2 separate regions of the Homo sapiens genome follow, and region 2 is linked to region 1. Evidence: chromatin loops called from intact Hi-C (ENCODE). Cell type or tissue: thyroid gland. All regions are shown on one strand. Links, peaks and the distances in the headings refer to the core of each region. The heading gives the core; the rest is flanking DNA.

What was found. Peaks named below come from ENCODE experiments on the same cell type or tissue, not always from the same donor. Only the 100,000 strongest peaks of a DNase experiment are listed, where the experiment ranks them.
Region 2: a loop joins it to region 1, with 9 times the contacts of the local background. A loop is called at or near these places in 8 of 110 quality-filtered maps.

Annotation. Positions count from the first base shown.
Region 1 is chr1:67,523,160-67,526,077 of GRCh38, forward strand. All of the region lies in intron 1 of LINC01702 (long intergenic non-protein coding RNA 1702), which reads left to right. Among named protein-coding and RNA genes, the nearest start is that of LINC01702, 2.3 kb to the left of the region's middle. In thyroid gland, for the core only: no CTCF peak of the experiment used is centred there; a DNase peak (open chromatin) is centred at 1,512.
Region 2 is chr1:68,341,860-68,344,777 of GRCh38, forward strand. No RefSeq gene overlaps it. Among named protein-coding and RNA genes, the nearest start is that of RPE65, 110 kb to the right of the region's middle. In thyroid gland, for the core only: a CTCF peak has its summit at 1,075 (motif pointing left); a DNase peak (open chromatin) is centred at 1,042.

The sequences.
Region 1 (2,918 bases), core at 217-2,716:
GATGCCGTGTAGACCATGCAATTATAAGTAGCTTGTTTCCACTCACTCAAATTTTGGAGCTCAAGGAGAATCTGGTTGCTAGGGTTTGTTGTAGTTGCTGGCCATGGGTTTTTGATTTTGCTAACCTAGCTGTTGGGAATGTTTTAGTGGTAGGATGCAAGGAGATTCAAAATGTTCTACCTGATTGCACAACTTGGTAAATTTACTAAAAATTGTTGAATTGTGCACTGAATATGGGTAAATTTAAAAAATATATATGTATATATTTAATAATAAAACAGACATGGGGTCTCACTATATGGCCCAGGCTGGGCTTGAACTCCTGGGCTAAAGCTATCATCCTGCCTCGGCCTCCCAAAGTGCTAGGATGACAGGCATGAACCACCTACTGCACACGGCTGCTTTTCTGTTCTTAAGACCATTATGCCCACTGTTAGAGAAGCACTACACTTGTTGGTGAAGTGGTCACCTGCAGGAACAGCTCCACCAGGCAGCGTCTTTTTGCAGGGCCAGCAAGACTGGTCACCACTGTTTACCCCACTGATCAGTTCTAGAAGCAAGTAGATCCAGAGACACCACTACTGAGTTTCTTCATGGCCAAGACTTCTGCTCTTCTAGCACTGGGTGGATGATAGGAAACCATGCACATTCTTTTTGGTAAAACAGGGAGCCCACATCTGAAGAACAGCAAGTACCAAATAGGGCAAACTGAGTTAGAAAACCTGGACTTAAATTACAGCAAGGTAGATTGTGATCATATCACCAGGGATGTGAAATGCAGGACTGATGGTTAAGCACTGGCAACTAGAGTAAGACAGGTTCGATTTAGAATGCCATCTCCATCATTTCTTAGCTATGTGGTGTTAGGCAAATTTTTTACCCTCTCTGAGCCTCATTTTCCTTGCCTGTTGTTTAGTATTAAGGGTTAAATGAGATAACACATACAAAGGATTTAGTGTAGTAACAGGCATTATCAAGCATTGGTTAAATGCTGGGCTGGGTCTCCAAGACTGTGGGCTCCTCCTTAAAACTCCTTACTGAGAAAGACATTTATCCATTTTTGCAGTTTGACCTCCCCTTGTCTGAGGTCAAGGTGGCAGATTTGCTTCCCGTCTTTCTTAGCTTTATAAGACCTAGGAGAGCCAACACAGAGTTGGTGCAAAATAGAATTTCAGGGAAGTGTCTGCAGGGGGCAGAATTTCAACAGGGAAATAACTATCATTAATGTTTGACACAATCACAGCCATTAGCTATTGTCACTGAAACGATTATCCAGTGGAAGGAAAACAAACAAAAACCCCTGCACCCTGTGATCAAATGTTTCATAGAAACCATTGCTGACTGGGTGGATACAGTAGGTCGTTCTGTGCTGTGGATACACACCTTTTGTCTCCTACCCAGGCAGGGATCCTGGATGGGGTGAGGCTGTCTGAGCTGCAGGCTTGGGAAGCAAACCAGAAAGGGCAGGGAGGCAGCTTGAGGGTTTCTGTGGGCTGGGCGTGTTTTTGCTGTCTCTGCGGGGTTGTTTTGATCTCCCAGGCACAGAACATTTGAGTGCTCTTTGCAAAACCCTTTTTCGGGACTCATTGATGATGAAATGCCACTCCACAGAGGCGATGAGCAAAGGAACACCACTGGACATCTGGATGGGACACATGCTAGGCCCCTCCACCCCAACATGTCCTCAGTGACACTCATCACTTGCCTCCCAAACTGGTTCCTCCTCCAGTTCAGTGAATTATGTCACCATGACTTAGTCACCATGCTGAAAATCTGGGTGTCCTCTCTCTTCCTTCTCCCTCTCTGCCCACTTTCCTCTCTCCCTGTGGCATTCATAGATTCTAGCTGACTAACCCAGAGGCACCCTAGTGCTCACCATGCCTCTCCAACTGAGTGTAGACCATTCCTCCCCACTTGATCATGGCAATGGTCTCTCTAAGTAAATACCTGCCTCTAGCCACAGCCACATGCACCTCACCATTTCCTTGCAGTACTCCCTGGCCATCTTTCTTTATTTTTCTGGAGAAAGGGCCTTGCTCTGTAACTCAGGCTAGAGTGAAGTGGTGTGATCAGAGCTCACTGTAACCTTGAACTCCTGGGCTTAAGCGATCCTCCTGCCCCAGCTTCCTGAGTAGCTAGGATCCCAGGCACACACCACCACTCCTGGCTAATTTTTAAATTTTTTGTAGAGATGAAGTTTTGCTAGGCTGCCCAAGTTCTATCCTTCTAAAACTAGACACACACCCCACTAAAATTTTAGTGACATTATTACCAAAGAAAGGAGAGCACAGATACTAGGAAATATAGCTGTCTTTGTCATGTGCATTATGAGCCAGGCACTGTGCTGAACAATACACATAAATCTCTCAATCATCAAGATTACATGAAAAAGGCATGCAGAACTCTAGGTCAGTGGCATTTCCTTTTCCTTTCCTTCAGTAAGTCTTTTCTCAGCTACAACTTCCTCCTTTAAGGATGCTAGAGATTTTTGCTCAGGGACTGGAGACATTCCCTTATAGAAAACATTATTATGTTCTATTTAATGTATAAGAAAACAGAGGCTCAGAGAGGTTAAGTAAGTTGACTAATGCCACGCAGTAAGGGAAAAAGTCTTAATGTTATCTCGGGTAATCTGACTTCCCAGGCTTCCTGTTTAACCACTTACGCTAAACTAAGGACAAGTAATAAGGTCCTTGCATCTCAGGAACATGGGCCAGTAGGACAGGTGGATCTAAACAAGTACCGTTAATGAGGTATGACAGATATTCTGGAGACCTGAGGGAGAAGTGGGCCAGTTGTTTTCCTTACCTTTTCTCCACACCTCACAGCTTGGCTTTTACATTGTATCAGCATAGTCTTCACAATTTTGAGGTCAAAATGTTTTAAAATATTAGAAGGCCGGGAGTGGTGGCTCATGC
Region 2 (2,918 bases), core at 93-2,592, 820 kb after region 1:
AACTGGGGAAACTTAACAAGGTCTGTTTGTTCAGATTATTCTCTATCTCTTCAGAGGTAGAGTAGTTCCTTTTCTCTGGACATTAGGAGGATACCCCTGGAATGAGGATCTTATCACCTGCTTTGGGGAAAGGTGAGGAGAAAATGAGAGACTTTCCTGCTTCTGCTGTTTTCTCAGATACCAAGCTGCTATACCTTGGGGTAATGTGTCCTGAACCCATCAGAATCATATAAATGGCAAGGATGGGATTTAAAGCACATCAGCCGGGTGCGGTGGTTCACGCCTGTAATCCCAGCACTTTGGGAGGCCGAGGCGGACAGATCACGAGGTCGGGAGATCGAGACCATCCTGGCCAACATGGTGAAACCCCGTCTCTACTAAAAATACAAAAATTAACTGGGCGTGGTGGCACACGCCTGTAATCCCAGCTACTCAGGAAGCTGAGGCAGGAGAATCGCTTGAACCAGGGAGTCGGGGGTTGCAGTGAGCAGAGATCACGCCACTGAACTCCAGCCTGGTGACAGAGCGACTTTGTCAAAAAAACAAAACAAAAACAAAAACAAAAACACAAAAGCACATCTGTGTTCAAAAACACCATATTCTTCCCAGGATCCTACACTGCCTGTAGCATTGGGAGACACAGTTCAGAAACCCAGCTCACACTCATTTTACAAAGCAATAAATTGAGGATCAGAGAAATTAATGTGATTGCCACATATTAAAAGCCTGTATCCCACATTTCCATTAGTATCTGATGAGGCATGAGGTGTTGTTTCTGAGGCAGCATCAGATCCTCCAGAGGGTGGCTTGGTGTTGACCTGGGTCACCTGAAGGTCTCTACTGGAGCATGGTAGATGGGCTGGAGTCAGCTGTCCCCTGGAATCGTAGTTTATTCTCTGGGCTTGAGGCAAATCAAAGAGTCTCCTTGGCACAATAGTGCTGGGGACTTGGCTGCTGCCAGGTGGAATGTTCTGTTTGTTTTGGTCCAGAATCAGCCTGAGGGCGAATCCTTCCTGGAAAAGATGAAGGTGCAGATGGGGAGTGGCCAAGCACACCATGTGGCAATCCTGCCAGCTAGTGGCCACATACGGAATGGGCCTAAACCCACCCAAGATGCGACAGGCCGGGGACTTAAATACTCAGGTTGGCTTGGAGTCAGAGGGCACAAGCTTCCTCACCTAGCTCTAGGCAGGAACGGGGCGGGGAGACCTGGAGAGATGAAATGATGTGTTCAAGGTATTGACAAAATCAGGATTAGAATCTGGTCTGTTACATCGCAACTCTTTTTAGTCATTTATTAAGAATGTTAAGGAACAATCACAAATAGGCTATCATGAGCAAAGTTATTTCTATTTCTCACAGTAATTCTCCAGTGAAGATACTTTTTTTTTTTTGAGACGGAGTCTGGCTCTGTCGCCCAGGCTGGAGTGCAGTGGCGCGATCTCGGCTCACTGCAAGCTCCGCCTCCCGGGTTCACACCATTCTCCTGCCTCAGCCACCCGAGTAGCAGGGACTACAGGCACCCGCCACCAAGCCCGGCTAAATTTTTTGTATTGTTTTAGTAGAGACGGGGTTTCACTGCGTTAGCCAGGATGGTCTCGATCTCCTGACCTCGTGATCCGCCCGCCTCGACTTCCCAAAGTGCTGGGATTACAGGCGTGAGCCGCCGTGCCCGGCCGAAGATACTTTCTTATGACTACTTTAGATTACTTTTTCCAGGTTGCATGCCTCTTTGGTAATGATATTGGGATCTACCAACAATAAGTAGGGTTCCCTCAAGCCGAAGTATCAAGTTCTCAGAATATACTGGTAGATATAAAAGATTTTAATCCCTGTCAAATGTTTTCCAAACACTATATAGACAATATATGTTTTTTGATAAATACACAATGAAATACAAGATCGTTTCGACCATAGCTAAAATTAACTTAAGTTAAAAAATTAAGGCCAGGCTCAGTGGCTCATACCTGTAATCCCAGTACTTCGGGAGGCTGAGGTGGGCGGATCACCTGAGGTCAGGAGTTCGAGACCGGCCTGGCCAACATTGTGATACCCTGTCTCTACTAAAAATACGAAAATTAGCCGGGCGTGGTGGCAGGCACCTGTAATCCCAGCTACAAGGGAGGCTGAGACAGAAGAATCGCTTGAACCCGGGAAGTAGAGGTTGCAGGGAGTGAGCTGAGATCATGCTACTGCACTCCAGCCTGGCTGACAGAGCGAGACTCCATCTAAAAAAAAAAAAAAAGTTAAAAGCCAACATGGAAGAAGTGGCATCGACAGACATTGAAGGACTGTTAGGATTTCAAAAGGTTAGTGATCTTATAATAAAAGGCACCCAGGAAGAGTTAACTGCATGAGGAAAAGTGTGAGAGCGATTGGGGAAACGGAATAATCCATTTTGACCAGATATTGTAATACTGGGAGCAAGGCAAAGAGAGTAAGACCTCTAGAAAGCCTACTGCATTTAGCAATAAGGAATGACTGGTAGTCTAAAAAGACCTGATTCAAATGAGTGACGAGTAATGTTCCCAGGAGTACTTCCTCATTCCATGGGATGTTAACAGGTATTTGGCAGAAAAATGATTCCATGATTAAATATGCTGGGGAAATATTTAATTAAATTAACGCAGTCTATTATTGTACTTCTCTGGACTTTCAGTTTGCAGATATGCATTGCATTGTGGAAAACAATTCTGAACAGCTGTTGATGTTTTAGGGAACCAGTGTTTTATAAATGGAATTTTGAAAATATTCCACTAAATATTTTGCCCTTACTTAGTTTTTACGTTTTCCTGATGAAAGAGATCTGAATATACTTAAAGGTAGAAAAGAAGGATTCAGAAAAAAGAGTGTGACGATTCAGAAGAAAGGAAATACAGTAATTCTTATAAGGATCAAATCTTATTATGTAAAGGGTT